2 separate regions of the Homo sapiens genome follow, and region 2 is linked to region 1. A link is a loop called in an ENCODE intact Hi-C map of the cell type or tissue named here. Cell type or tissue: B cell. All regions are shown on one strand. Links, peaks and the distances in the headings refer to the core of each region. The heading gives the core; the rest is flanking DNA. Region 1 holds the start of HRK (harakiri, BCL2 interacting protein). Region 2 overlaps RNFT2 (ring finger protein, transmembrane 2).

Evidence for each region. Peaks named below come from ENCODE experiments on the same cell type or tissue, not always from the same donor. Only the 100,000 strongest peaks of a DNase experiment are listed, where the experiment ranks them.
Region 2: a loop joins it to region 1, with 3 times the contacts of the local background. A loop is called at or near these places in 2 of 110 quality-filtered maps.

Annotation. Positions count from the first base shown.
Region 1 is chr12:116,878,882-116,886,238 of GRCh38, forward strand. HRK (harakiri, BCL2 interacting protein) reads right to left here and starts at 2,560. Exons shown (of 2, transcript NM_003806.4): 1 at 2,095-2,560. The coding sequence starts at 2,426. The coding sequence ends at 2,151. RefSeq lists silencers at 1,089-1,289, 2,168-2,247 and an enhancer at 2,753-3,714. In B cell, for the core only: CTCF peaks have their summits at 2,203 and 4,115; DNase peaks (open chromatin) are centred at 2,230, 3,050 and 4,050; H3K4me3 peaks cover 2,126 bases; H3K27ac peaks cover 459 bases; H3K27me3 peaks cover 1,759 bases.
Region 2 is chr12:116,755,885-116,763,241 of GRCh38, forward strand. The region is part of intron 5 of RNFT2 (ring finger protein, transmembrane 2); the gene reads left to right. It also overlaps the pseudogene RPL21P105. Among named protein-coding and RNA genes, the nearest start is that of RNFT2, 21 kb to the left of the region's middle. RefSeq lists enhancers at 3,737-4,321, 3,847-5,046. In B cell, for the core only: no CTCF peak of the experiment used is centred there; a DNase peak (open chromatin) is centred at 4,057; H3K4me3 peaks cover 410 bases.

The sequences.
Region 1 (7,357 bases), core at 1,521-6,520:
GACAATAACCTGCTGCTGCCCCCCAACACCGACTCAAAACAGCGAAACTCCTGGCCGCCGCCCTCCCCTGCAGCGCAGGCCCCAGTTACCCAACTCCTCCCCTGCGCTCCGGCGCAGAGCGGCGCAATCTGCCCGCCCCGCCCGCAGCCTCCCCTTCCAGGCCCCGGGAGCATTCCCACCCCGACACTCACACACCGGCAAACAGGAACACACAGTCAGGCTCCGGCCCGGAGTCCTCGGCCTCCCGGGAGGGGCACCCGACATCCCGCACGCCTGGTGCCGGAAGGGGAGAGCGTTTCCAATCTCCTGGACGACAGAACCAGAGAAAGCCGTGTCCCAGCCCTCTCTCCACAGTTCTATTTGATTTTACTACCTTCCTCTCTTTCCTTCTCATTCACTTTTCAATTGTCTTGCAACTTGTTTTCCAGGCAGTTTCTCTTTTTCTCTATCCTCCCCAAACTTCTTGTCCCTCCCCATCTCGTCGCTTGTTTTTTCTCTTCCTCTTCGCCCACTTTTTTTCTGCCTCTTCCCAAATTCCACGCTTTGGGCTTCGCGTCTGTCGCTCAACTTCCTTTTTCTGCACCCCGCGATCCATCCAAAATGTTCTTCCTGTCCCTGGGATTGGGCAGCCTCAGCCTGGCCCCTTTCAGTCGCGGGAGCCCCTGGCCTCTCCAACAGGAGAGAGAGAAGGTAGGGAGAAGTGGATGGGACCCCCGGCGCCCGGGAGCCGGGCAGAGAGCGCCCCGAAGCGCGCATTTCTCTTCGCCAGCGCCCGGGCTGCGCGGGCCCACGCGACATCTGTCGCCTGCGGTCCCGGCTCACACCCCGCGCACCCCCGCAGCTCCCTGGGCGCTGCCACCCCCCACGCTCCGGCTGCCGCCTTTCCCCGCGGGCGCAGACGCTCGGGCCTCGCCTTCAGGCGCCGCTCCAACTTCCCAGGGTGTCTGCGGCGCGCGGCGGGGCTCGGGGGCGGGGACCTAAGGGCGGCTGGCTATGTCACCTTCGAGCTTCACCTTCCGGCCCTAGACCCATCTATGGTGGGCTCAGCCTGATTCTCTCTCCCTCATTCTCTGCAGCGCTCCTCGCTACTCCAGGATCCAGAGTAGTAAGACGATGCTTACGCTGTGTGCTTCCTCAAAGCGCCTAGCACAGTGCCAGGCGCACAGCTAGGGCACAATGATCCCCCCACCCCAAGAGCCTAGTACCTTCCTCCCACTGATACCAACCACACTAGGTGCTCAGTACCCACTTCCTGTCCTAAGTTCTCAACACATGACCTCCCTAAACAGTGCCCAGCACCCCGAAGGAGCTCAATAAATGTTCCTTCCTTAAGGCTTCCCATTGGAGTTTCCCTGAAAGCCCCCTATTCCAGCCCACTCCGAGGGCGTCTCCTTCCCGTAGCAGCTACAACCGTCTGGGGAGAAGGAAGCCAAACTCCTTAAACAGGACACCTCACTCGAGAAGGAGCGAAGTTGGCAGGGCAGAGGAAAATTGCAAATGCGCGGAGCTTGGGAAGAAAGATTGGGCCAGCCAGAAACCTGGAGGGGGAGGAAGTCTCGAGATGCGCTTGGGGTGCCAGATAATGGGGATCAGAGATTGGAGAAGTGACACTTAGGGACAAGAGGTTGGGAGCAAAGGTGATGGAGACGGGGGCGACTCAGGAACGGCAAGAGGATTGGAACGGGACCGGGGACCTTTCTTGGAAGTGCGATAGATTTTAAGTATTTGGCGTGGCTTACAACTACATTCCCATAGCAAGCACACTTTTTACTTGCATTGTGTGTTTATTTGTGGGGCTGGTGGGGATTATGGAGGCTGAAGTCCTCCGCAAGCCACTGAGCTATAAGTGAGTAGCAAGATGCGCTTAAGGACTCGCAGAGATGGGGGCAGAAACGGTGGACCTTACACTTGGAAGGGAAGACTGGGGACTGGGTAGAAGAGGAGAGGTGGAGATGCTTGCAAGAGAAGAGAACGGAGGAAGAAGGAGAAGGGAAAAGAAGAAAGCCAAACTTGCCACTCTCCCGCTCCCGGGCCAGCCCAGCGTCTCCAGTGCCCAGCTGCCGCGCCCCGGCTCTCGCTCGCTCGCTCGCGTACCTGTTGCTCGCTCCGGCTGGGTCTCGGCTCCGGCCCCACCAAGAAGCCCCGCGTTCCTACAAGTTCCGCCTGCCGAGCAGCCAGGCCGCCAGCGCCGCCACCTGCGCGGCCGCGCACAGCCAAGGCCAGTAGGTGGGGAGCGCGCCGGGCGCCGGCGCCCTCCGGCTCCGCGCGCGGCGCCGCCACATGGTGCGCTGGTGCAGCTCGTCGCCTAGCGCCTTGAGCCGGGCGGCGGTGAGCTGCGCGGCGGACGAGCGCAGCCCCAGGCGACCCGCGCTGCAGGCGCACACGGCCGGGGGGCCGCGGCCGCGGTGCAGGGGGCACGGGCACATGACCGCTGGCCTCGCTCCCGCCCCGCGCTCGGGCCGCCCCTCGCCTCCTCTCCCTCCGGCCTCTGCGCCCGCTGCCGCCGCGCTCCAGCCGCCGGGGGCCTCCCCTGGACACCAAGTTTCTCCTTGTGTTGTGCGTTTGTTGTGCTGACGGCGCTATTATTAATTAAAGTGTCACATGGTGGAGGGGGGCGGGGAGGGGGGTTACATCATCCGGCCCCCGGGGGTTGGGGGGGGGGCTGCAGGCAGAAGAAACCGAGAGGTAACTTTTAACCCTAGCGGCGCCGGCAGCTAGGGAGCGCGAGGTTTGGGAGACGGGGAGCGCGGCGCGGGGCGGCGCGAGAAGGCTCCCCGCAGCGGAGGTCCTGGGCTTTGGGGGTCTCGGGGGACCCCCGCGGAGGCGCGGAGCGCGAGGGAAGGTTGTTCTCCTTCCCCTTTTCCTGAATTCAGCTCGAGTTCCGATTTGGCGAGGGAAAAAGGCTTGTTTGCCGTTTTGGATGAAGCTGATGCTGAATTCGGCTGCATTATTCAAAAATATTCCGAGGCTGTTGTTTTGTTTGGGGGAGGTGGGTGGATTCAAAATCTTATGGAAGGGTCAGATTACACCCAACTTGCCTCGTTTCAGGTCTGACTTGGCACCTGTAGGCTTTCAGCCTGACCCTAACGTGCCCCCAGCGCCTGGCTAGAAACCTGACCCTAAAGTGCCCCCAGCGCCCGGTGGGAGGCTGGATGGGCCCACCTGAGCTCGCGTGGGGCGCGGACGGAGGCATTCTCGCTGCCCGGCACCCGCACCCAAAAGACCCTCGCAAGGGGCTTTCTAAAGGGAAACTTCTTGTCTGCTTTCTTTGTGAACATTATTTTCCTGATGGCGTTACAGTTTTCTGCGATGACCCCGATTTAATGCGCAGTGGAGACCCTAAGGGGTCGGCGAGAGGAGGGGCGCGGGGGACTTTAATTCCCCCTTTTCCAATCCGACAGCCACTCCTGTGCACCTCCAGACTGGAGCGTCTGCAGTTGTCACAAACGGTGAAGGTTCAGATGGGCTGGGCGGCTGTCAGGATTCTGTGGGGGAGAATGAAACCTGTGATCTTAAATCGACTGGGATTCAGACAACTTTGGGATTCAGACCATCGGGATGAGTCCAGAGATGGCTCCAAGTTGGGAGTCTGGAACCTGCTGAGGGAGCTTCCGTTCTTGCCTTCCCACCGCAGAGTATAACCAAGATTCTTCGAGTCTGTGAACTTAGTTTTGGTCTGAATTGATCAGGAGGAGAAATGTCCCTTTTGGCCCACAGCGTGGTGAAATGACAACAAAGTCAGGGCTCAAAGCCCACAACACTGTGTGATTCTGGTGGCCTTTTCCCTCACCCAGCTCCAATTATTCTAGGCTTCATAATGGCCAAGACCTACTGCGCATCTTCTATGTCTGGCACCTGTGGGCTTTGGGCGCCCTTGCCTCTGCTGCCTAAAGGTAAATCTCCCAACAATTCTACATGCAATTACTATAATATTTCAAAGATGAGGAAGCTGAGGCACAGGTAGGTAAGGGTTCTTGCCCTAGCTCACAGAGTAGCTAAGAATGAAACCGTCATCTGAACTAGGGCAGTATGCCGCAGGCTCTAAGCTCTTAACCACGGTTTTATACTGCCCCCTGTAATCTGGGAATAATAATACCTCCATCCCAGGATTGGGGCAGAGATTAAATGAGAGAAATGTGTGCCAAGCACCTGGCACGCAGTGGGCCCTGGATAGACCTTGGTTCCCTTTGCTTCTCGCCAGAACCACTTCCCATTCTCCTGGGACTCACCTCCTTAATCCCCCTAGTCTTTACAGAGGGGACCTGATCCATTGCCCGGGTGTAGCGTTCCAAGAATGAAGACACAGTGTCTATTTAAAAAGCCCTTTGGATTTAAATTGAACAATTCCCTCCCCCCATTTTTAATCTGCACGCTTTTAACGGCTCACTTCATGGACATTAATTTTAATGGGACGATTATTACCCTGTTTGGAAGCCTGCCCCTCGAAATGCTGGGCTCGCAAGGTGGCGCTGGGTCGGGTCCCAGCAGCTTGGATGTTGTCTGTAGAAGAGGGGGTGCAATCTTGGCCGTGGGGATGCAACGTTCAGCAGAGGGGGAAGAGAAGGGGGTGATGAAAAAGTGGGAGAGAAGGAAGGACCTCTCTCTCCCTGACACTCTTAAGTCTGGCAGTCCTTAATTTGCACACATGAGTTATCCTGTGCTATTGGACCACTTACTAACTGGGGAGCATGGCCTTGAGAGGTGGCTTTTTGGAGCCTCCATTCTCTCAACTGTAAAGTGGGAATAATAATAGTACCCACCTCCCAGCCTAAATACCAGGAAAGCCCTTACTTAGCACAGTGCCTCCTGGCCCATCATTAGGTTTTTTGTTTTTTGTTTGTTTGTTTGTTTGTTTTTTAGACAGAGTCTTGCTCTGTCACCAGGCTGGAGTGCAGTGGCACGATCTTGGCTCACAGCAACCTCCACCTCCAGGTTCAAGCGATTCTCCCGCCTTGGCCTCCCCAGTAGCTGGGAGTACAGACACCCGCCACCACGCCCAGCTTATTTTTGTATTTTTAGTAGAAATGGGGTTTTGCCATGTCGGCCACGCTCGTCTCGAACTCCTAACCTTCAGTGATCCTCCTGCCTTGGCTTCCCAAAGTGCTGGGATTACAGGCATGAGCCACCATGCCCGGTCCCATCACTAGCATTTAATAAATGTTGACTACTGTTAATATTTTAGAGTGGATCATGTAGTTGTCAAATAGTGTACTTTGAAGAATGTTGGGGATCCACACCCTCAAATATATATAGTTCCCCTATTGTGAATTGGTGATTCCATTGCTGATATTAAGCATTGCTCAAAGAAAGCAAATTCTTTGGGAGGGTAACATGTCTCCTAGCACTTTTTAAATTGTCTTAATTTTTATTAAAAAAAATTTTTTTTTTAAATGGTGTTTCTCTCTGTGGCCCAGGTTGGAGTGCAGTGATGAGATCATAACTCACTGCAACCTCCAGCTCCTGGGCTCAAGCAATCCTCCCACCTCAGCTCTGGAGTAGCTGGGACCACAGACACACACCACCACACCTGGCTAATTTTAAAAAAACTTTTAGAGATTTTTTTGGGTCTTGCTATGTTGCCTAGGCTGGTCTTGAACTCCTGGGCTCAAGTAATCCTCCCACCGCAGCCTCTCGAGTGGCTAGAACTAGAGGCGTGCACCACCGTGCCAAGCTTCTCCTAACAGTTTAGTAAAAATGAGTTGTCGATTTCAATGTTTAACTTAATAAGCACTTATATAGTGCTCGCTCTGTGCCAGGTGCTGTTCTAAGTTCTCTAGACACATAACTCCTTTAATTCCCCTAATAACCCTATGAGACAGATACTATTGTTAGCCCAACGTTATGTATGCATAAACCAAGGCAGAGGGGTTAAGTAACTCATCCAAAGTCACACACCTGCCACGCCCCAGAGTTTGAGCCCTTTAGAATTAGGGTGACAAATGGTTACTGGGGACTTGGGAAGAGGGAGGGAGGCTGTAGTGGGATGAATTCTGTCCCCCCTGCCACCGCTCCACCCCAAATTGATAACCCCTGGAACTTCAAAATGTGGCTATATTTGGAGATAGCATCTTTAAGTAATTAAGTTAAAATGAGGTCATTAGGATGGACCTGAATCCATTATGACTGGTGTCCTCATAAGAAGAGGAAATTAGGACACAGACACAGACACACAGAAGGAAGACCATGTGAAGACAGAGGAAGAAGGCATCTACCAGCCAAGGAGAGAACCTAGAACAGGTCTTTCCTTCACAGCCCTCAGAAGGAACTAACCCTGCCCGGGCCTGGTGGCTCACACCTGTAATCCCAGCACTTTGGGAGACCCAGGCGGGTAGATTGCTTGAGCACAGGAGTTCAAGACTAGCCTGGGCAACATGGTGAAACCCTGTCTCTACAAAAAAAAAAAAATAGCTGGCATGGTGGTGTGCTCCTGTGGTTCCCAGCTACTCAGGCGGCTGAGGTGGAAGGATTGCTTGAGCCCAGGAAATCAAGGCTGCAGTGAGCCGAGATCATGCCATTGTGTTCCATCCTGGGTGACAGAATGAGGAGTGAGGCCCAGTCTCAAAAAAAAAAAAAAAAAAAGGAACCAACCCTGTCAACTCATTGAACTTGAACTTCCAGCCTCTAGAACTGTGAGAAAATAAATTTTTGTTGTTTAAGCCCCTGAGACTGTGGCATGTTGCTATGGCACCCCTAGCAAACAAATATAGAGAGGAACAACATCCTAAACAGGAAGCTAGAAGCAGATATTTCACCAGACTCTGGCTGCTTTTACTGTGGGGCACATGTGAGGACATTTTTCTGTGTTCTTGGGAAGGATGGGTTCTAGGACTGTTTGCCTGTTCCTCTTTTTTTTTTCTTTTTTTTTTTTTGAGACGGAGTCTTGCTCTGTCTCCCAGGCTGGAAAGCAGTGATGCAATCTCAGGTCACTGCAACCTCAGCCTCCCATGTTCAAGCGATTCTCCTTCCTCAGCCTCCCAAGTATCTGGGATTACAGGTGCCCACCACTGCACCTGGCTAATTTTTGTATTTTTAGTAGACACGGGGTTTCACCATCTTGACCAGGCTAGTCTCGAACTCCTGACCTTGTGATCTACCCGCCTCAGCCTTCCAAAGTGCTGGGATTACAGGCGTGAGCCACAGTACCCGGCCCCTGCCTGTTCCTCTTCTTCCTCATTGGTGTCCTGTTGGAGATCTTTAAGGGAGGAAGAGTTTTAGGAGATTATTTTGGAAAACAGTTTGTGGAACTCCAGTTCATCATACAGGGAAAACTTTTCTACCAGTTGCAAAAAATGCAACCTCTTTCTCATGAAGTAAAGAAATGGGAAAGGCTTTCTAGTCCATGAATGTTTCCTGTGGT
Region 2 (7,357 bases), core at 957-5,956, 120 kb before region 1:
TACTAGAAGATGGCAGTTCCGGCTGAAAGGAAAAGATATGTCCTTATTTTTGTACCAGTACCATGCTGTTTTGGTGACTATGGCCTTATAGTATAGGTTGAAATCAGGTAGTGTGATGCCTCCAGCTTTTTCTTTTTGCTTAGTCTTGCTTCAGTTATGTGGGCTCTTTTCTGGTTCCATATGAATTTTGGAATTTTTTTTTTCTAATTCTGTGAAGAATGATGGTAGTATTTTGATGAGGATTGCATTGAATTTGTAGATTGCTTTTGGCAGTAGGGTCATTTTCACAGTATTGATTCTACCCATTCATGAGCATGGGATGTGTTTCCATTTGTTCGTGTCATCTATGATTTCTTTCAGCAATGTTTTGTAGTTGTCCTTGTAGAGGTTTTTCAACTCCGTGGTTAGGTATATTCCTAAGGTTTTTTTTTGTTTTTTGTTTTTTGTTTTGCAGCTATTGTAAAAGGGGTTGAGTTCTTGATGTGATTCTCTACTTGGTCGCCGTTGGTGTATAAAAGAGCTACTGACTTCTGTACATTAATCTTGTATCTGGAAAGTTTGTTTTATATTGGCTGTGGGTTTATCATAGATGGCTTTTATTACACTAAGGTATGTCCCTTGTATGCCATTTTGCTGAGAGTTTTAATCATAAAGGGATGCTGGATTTTGTCAAATGCTTTTTCTGCATCTATTGAAATGATCATGTGATTTTTGTTTTTAATTCTGTTTACGTGGTGTATCACATTTATTGACTTGTGCATGTTAAACCATCCCTGCATCCCTGGTATGAAACCCACTTGATCATGGTGGATTATCTTTTTGGTAATTTGTTGGATTCGGTTAGCAAGTATTTTGTTAAGGATTTTAGCATCTATGTTCATCAAGGATATCCATCTGTAGTTTTCTTTTTTGGTTATGTCCTTTCCTGGTTTTGGTATTAGGGTGATGCTGGCTTCATAGAATGAATTAGGGAGGGTTCCTTCTTTCTCTATCTTGTGGAATAATGTTAAAAAGATTGGTACCAATTCTTCGAATGTCTGGTAGAATTCTGCTGTGAATCTGTCTGGTCCTGAACTTTTTTTTGTTGGTAATTTTTAAATTACCATTTCAATCTCGCTGCTTGTTATTGGTCTGTTTAGGGTATCTAGTTCTTTCTGATTTAAGCGAGAAGGGTTGTATTTTTCCAGGAATTTATCCATCTCTTCTAGGTTTTCTAGTTTTTGTGCATAAAGGTGTTCATAGTAGCCTTGATTGGCCTTTTATATTTCAGTGGTGTCACTTGAAATATCTCCTGTTTCGTTTCTTAGTGAGGTCATTGGATTTTCTCTCTTCTTTTCTTGGTTAATCTTGCTAATGGTCTATCAGTTTTATTTATCTTTTCAAAGAATCAGCTTCTTGTTTCGTTTATCTTTTGAATTTTTTTGTTTCAATTTCATTTAGTTCTGCTCTGATCTTGGTTATTTCCTTTCTTCTGCTGGGTTTGGATTTGGTTTCTTCTTGTTTCTCTAGTTCCTTGAGGGGTGACCTTGGAGTGTCAGTTTGTGCTCTTTCAGTCTTTTTGATGTAAGCATTTAGGGCTATGAGCTTTCCTATTAGCACCACCTTTGCCATATCCCAGAGGTTTTGATAGGTTGTGTCATTATTGTCATTCAGTTTGAAGAATTTTTTAATTTCCATCTTGATGTCATTTTTGATCCAATGCTCATTCAGGAGCAGGTTATTTAATTTCCATGTGTTTGCATGGTTTTGAAGGTTCCTTTGGGAGTTGATTTCCAGTTTTATTCTGCCGTGGTCTGAGAGAGTACTTGATATAATTTCAATTTTCTTAAATTTATTGAGGCTCGTTTTGTGGCCTATCATATAGTCTATCTTGGAGAAAGTTCCATGCGCTGTTGAATAGAATGTGTATTCTGCGGTTGTCAGATGAAATGTTCTGTATGTATCTGTTAAATCCATTTGTTCCAAGGTATAGTTTAAATCCATTGTTTCTTTGTTGACTTTCTGTCTTGATGACCTGTCTAGTGCTGCCAGTGGAATACTGAAGTCCCCTACTATTACTATGTTGCTGTCAATCTCATTTCTTAGGTCTGTTAGTCATTGTTTTATAAATGTGGGAGCTCCAGTGTTAGGTGCATATATATTTAGAATTGTGATATTTTCCTGTTGGACAAGGCCTTTTACCATTATATAATGTCCCTCTTTGTCTCTTTTAACCACTGTTGCTTTAAAGTTTGTTTTGTCTGATATAAGAATAGCTACCCCTGCTTGCTTTTGGTGTCCATTTGCATGAAATGCCTTTTTCCACCCCTTTAAGTTTATGTGAGTCCTTATGTGTTAGGTGAGTCACCTGAAGGCAGCAGATGGTTGGTTGGTGAGTTCTTATCTATTCTGTGATTCTGTGTCTTTTAAGTGGAGCATTTAGGCCACTTACATTCAATGTTAGTATTGAAATGTGAGGTACCATTGCATTCATCATGCTCTTTGTTGCCTGTGTACTTTGGTTTTTTCATTTTTTGTTTTTGCTTTTTAACTTGTATTTTTGTTTTATGGTCCTGTGTGATTTATGCTTTAAAGAGGGTCTGTTGTGATGTGTTTCCAGGATTTGTTTCAAGATTTAGAGCTCCTTTTAGCAGTTCTTATAGTGGTGACTTGGTAATGGCAAATTCTTGGTAATGGGTGAATTCTCTTAGCATTTGTTTGTCTGAAAATACTGTATCTTTCCTTCATATATGATTGTTAGTTTCACTGGATACAAAATTCTTGGCTAATCATTGTTTTGTTTGAGGAGGCTGAAGATAGGGCCCCAATCCCTTCTAGCTTGTAGGGTTTCTGCTGAGAAATCTGCTGTTAATCTGATGGGTTTTCCTTTATAGGTTAGCTGGTGCTTCTGTCTCACAGCTCTTAAGATTGTTTCCTTCGTTTTAACTTTGGATAACCTGATGACAGTGTGCCTAGGCAAAGACCTTTTTGCGATGAATTTCCCGGGTGTTCTTTGTGCTTCTTGTATTTGGATGTCTAGGTCTCTAGCAAGGCCGGGGACGTTTTCCTCGATTATTCCCCCAAATATGTTTTCCAAGCTTTCAGAATTCTCTTCTTCAGGAACACTGATTATTCTTAGGTTTGGTCATTTAACATAATCCCAGACTTCTTGGAGGCTTTGTTCATATTTTCTTATTCCCTTTTCTTTGTCTTTGTTGGATTGGGTTAATTCAAAGACCTTGTCTTCGAGCTCTGAATTTCTTTCTTCTACTTGTTCAATTCTATTGCCGAGACTTTCCAGAGCATTTCGCATTTCTAAAAATGTGTCCAAAGTTTCCTGAATTTTTAATAGTTTTTTCTTTAAGCTATCTATTTCCTTGAATATTTCTCCCTTCACTTCTTGTATCATATTTTGGAATTCGTTGCACTGGGCTTTGCCTTTCTCTGGTCCCTCCCTGATTAGCTTAATAACTAACTTTCTGAATTCTTTTTCAGGTAAATCAGGGATTTCTTCTTGGTTTAGATCCATTGCTGGTGAACTAGTGTGATTTTGGGGGAGTGTTGAAGAGCCTTGTTTTGTCATATTACCAGGGATGGTTTTCTGGTTCCTTCTCATTTGGGTAGACTCCGTCAGACGGAAGGTCTAGGGCTGAAGGCTGTTGTTCAGATTCTTTTGTCCCAGGGGGTTTTCCCTCTTTTTGGTACTCTTCCCCCTTTTCCTATGGATGTGGCTTCCTGTGAGCCAAACTGCAGTGATTGTTGTCTGTCTTCTGGGTCTAGCCACCCAGCGAGTCTACCTGGCTCCAGGCTGGTACTGGGGGTTGTCTGCACAGAGTCCTGTGATGTGAACTGTCTATGGGTCTCTCAGCCATGGATACCAGTGCCTGTTGCCATGGAGGTGGTGGAGGGTGCAATGGACTCCGTGAGGGTTCTTAGCTTTGGTGGTTTAATGCGCTATTTTTGTGCTGGTTGGCCTCCTGCCAGGAGGTGGCGCTTTCCAGAGAGCATCAGCTGTGGTAGCGTGGCGAGGAACCCGTGGAGCTCTAGAACTCTCGAGTTTCTATGGCCTTTGTCTTCCGCTACCAGGGTGGGTAGGAGGGAAGGACCATCGGGTTGGGGTGAGGCTAGGCGTTTCTGACCTCTCACTCTCCTTGGGCGGGTCTTGCTATGGGTTAAGTAGATGACATTCCCAGGTCACTGGTGTTGTGTACCAAGGAGGATTATGGTTGCTTCTGCTGAGTCATGCAGGTTGTCAGGGAAGTGGGGGAAAGCTGGCAGTCACAGGCCTCACCCAGCTCCCCTGCAAAACGAAGGGCCGGTCTCACTCCCACCATGCCCACCACAACAGCCCCCAGACCATTTCCAGGTGGAGAGCGATAGGGGCTTGAAAACCTGCCCCAGACTATCCGCCTCCCAGCTGCCAAAGAAGAGGGTTTAGTTCGTGCCGCCGCTGTGGAGTCTGCACACTGGATTTGCACCCTCCCCTGAGTTCTGGCCAGGAGGCTTCTTACCCTGTTCAAATTGTTACACAGTTCAGCTAGAGATTTGCTTCTCCCTGTGGAGTTTTAGCCCTTGCTCCTACCCATTGGATCCCCGTGGTGCCAGACAGGAATGGGCTGCTGGGGGACCCAGTGAGCTCCCAGGGCCTTGCTGCTGCTTCCTCTACGCCTGTATTTTGCTTGGCTTTCCAAATTGACTCAGCGCCAGATAAAGTTGGAAACTTCTCCTGCAAACAGACCTTCAGCTTCCCCCGTGAGGGTGAGTGTTCGGGAGAGGAGGGTCTCCCTTTCCCACTTCCGCAGTTGGGGCATTCGCAGTTTTGGGGGGCTCTCCTGGGTCCTGCAGGAGCAGTCCGTTTCCTTCAGAGAGTCTGTGGGTCCTCTCGGGATTGCTGGTTTGTCCTTGCAGTCAATCTGGTGCTAAAATTCACAATGCGAGCTGCCGCCCGCTGCTCTCTCTGGAGCTGCAATCTAGTCCTGCCTCCCATCCGCCATGATCTCACCAAAACCTCTTCTTTTATTTCATAATTTTTAGAGACAGAGTCTTGCTCTGTTGTCCAGGCTGCAGTGCAGTGGCATGACCATAGCTCATTGTAGCCTCCAACTCCCGGATTCAAGCAATCCTCTGACCTCAGCCTCCTAGGGAGGCCATTCTTCGGTCTATCACCCCTGGGTAGATCCCTGAATGTTCCTTCTTTCTCCCCTCCAACAGCAGCATCTCCTCCACGTACACCTAGCCCAGTCCCTTTACGCCGCAGACATTCAGCTCATTAGCTCACTTTCATTTTTTGTTTTTTTCTTTTTGAGACGGAATCTTGCTCTGTTGCCCAGACTGGAGTGCAGTGGCATGATCTTGGCGCACTGTAACCTCTGCCTCCCAGGTTCAAGCAATTCCTCTGCCTCAGTCTCCCCAGTAGCTGGGACTACAGACACACACCACCACGCCTAGCTAATTTTGTATTTTTAGTAGAGACGGGGTTTCACCATGTTGGCCAGGCTGGTCTCAAACTCCTGACCTCCGGTAATCCGCACACCTTGGCCTCCAAAAGTGCTGGGTTTACAGGCGTGAGCCACCATGCCTGGCCCCATTAGGTTACTTTCATTCCACCTTCATGCTTATGGCCATTCCTCTTATGCTGCTGGGTGGACATAGAGCTTCACCACCATCCTCCTGCATGTCCTCTGTGTCTGCTGAGCACTAACTGCGTGCCCGGCACAGTACTGAGCCCATTGCTCATCTCAGCAGGTTCATCCCAGCAACCTGGGAGGGAAACAAAATCATTTTTCTGTCATTTTCCCACTGAGGAAACAGTGGCTCAGAGACACTAAGTTCCTTACCTGAGGTCACACAGCCAGTGCAAGTGATGGCATCATGATTTGCACCTGGGTAGTTGAGCCCGTGCTCATTCCAGGTTCAAATCCCTGCTCCTCCACCCACCTGCAGACCCTCAATTAGGTTACCTTGGTGATCTCAGCCTCAGGTGCCGCCTCTGGAAAAGAGCCTGTTGGCACCAATTCACAAACCCATTGAAAGGATTGAATGAAATAGTGCATCCAGGCCGGTCGCGGTGGCTCACGCCTGTAATCCCAACTACTCAGAAGGCTGAGGCATGAGAATCATTTGAATCTGGGAGGCAGAGGTTGCAGTGAGCCGAGATCACACCACCACCCTCCAACCCGGGTGACAGAGTGAGACTGTCTCAAAAAAAAAAAAAAAACAGAAAAAAAGAAAAGAGCCAGGCACTGTGGCTCATGCATGCAATCCCAGCATTTTGGGAGGCCAAGGCAGGTGGATCACTTGAGGTCAGGAGTTTGAGACCAGCCTGAACAACGTGGTGAAACCCCGTCTCTACTAAAAAGATACAAAATTAGCCAGCCATGGTGGCTCACACCTGTAATCCCAGCTACTTGGGAGGCTGAGGCAGGAGAATTGCTTGAACCTGGGAGGTGGAGGTTGAAGTGAGCCAAGATTGTGTCATTGCACACCAGCCTGGGTTGAGATGGTTTGATGGTTTGAGATGGTTTCACTCCATCTCAAAACAAAAAAAAAAAACAAAGAAAGAAATAGTGCATACAAGGTGTTTAGCACAAGTACTGGGTATGGTGGCCTATGCCTGTAATCCCAGCAACTCAGGAGGCTGAGGCGGGAGGATCCCTTGAACCCAGGAGTTTGAGACCAGTCTGGGCAACATAGCAAGACCCCTTTCTTCTCTACCAATTTTTTTTTTTTTTTTTGAGATGAAGTCTCACTCTGTCACCCAGGCTGGAGTGCAGTGGTGCAATCTCGGCTCACTGCAACCTCTGCCTCCCAAGTAGCGAGATTACAGGTGTGCACCACCAAGATTACCAAGTGATTCTCCTGCCTCAGCCTCCTGAGTAGCTGAGATTACAGGTGCATGCCACCATGCCTGGCTAATTTTTATATTTTTAGTAGAGATGGGGTTTCACCACGTTGGCCAGGCTGGTCTTGAACACTTGACCTCAGGTGATCCGACCACCTCAGCCTCCCAAAGTGCTGGGATTACAGGCGTGAGCCACCATACCTGGCTTGCAAAAGTTTTTTTAAAAAGTTAGCCAGGTGTGGGGGCATGTGCCTGTCATCCTAGCTACTCAGGAGGCTGAAGCAGGAGGATTGCTTGATCCCAGGAGTTTGAGGCTGCAGTGAGCTATGATTGCACCACTGCACTCTAGCCTGGGCAACAGAACAAGACCTTCTCTGTTTAAGAAAAAATAAAAAGAAGGCAATGTTTAGCATGGTGCCTGGCATGTAGGAAACATTTAATTGAGCTAGTTTTCAAAAGTCTGTGCTTTCAGAAAAAAAAAAAAAATCTCATCAGAAAGTGGCCTAAGGATGTTAATAGGCAATTCTCAAAAGAAGA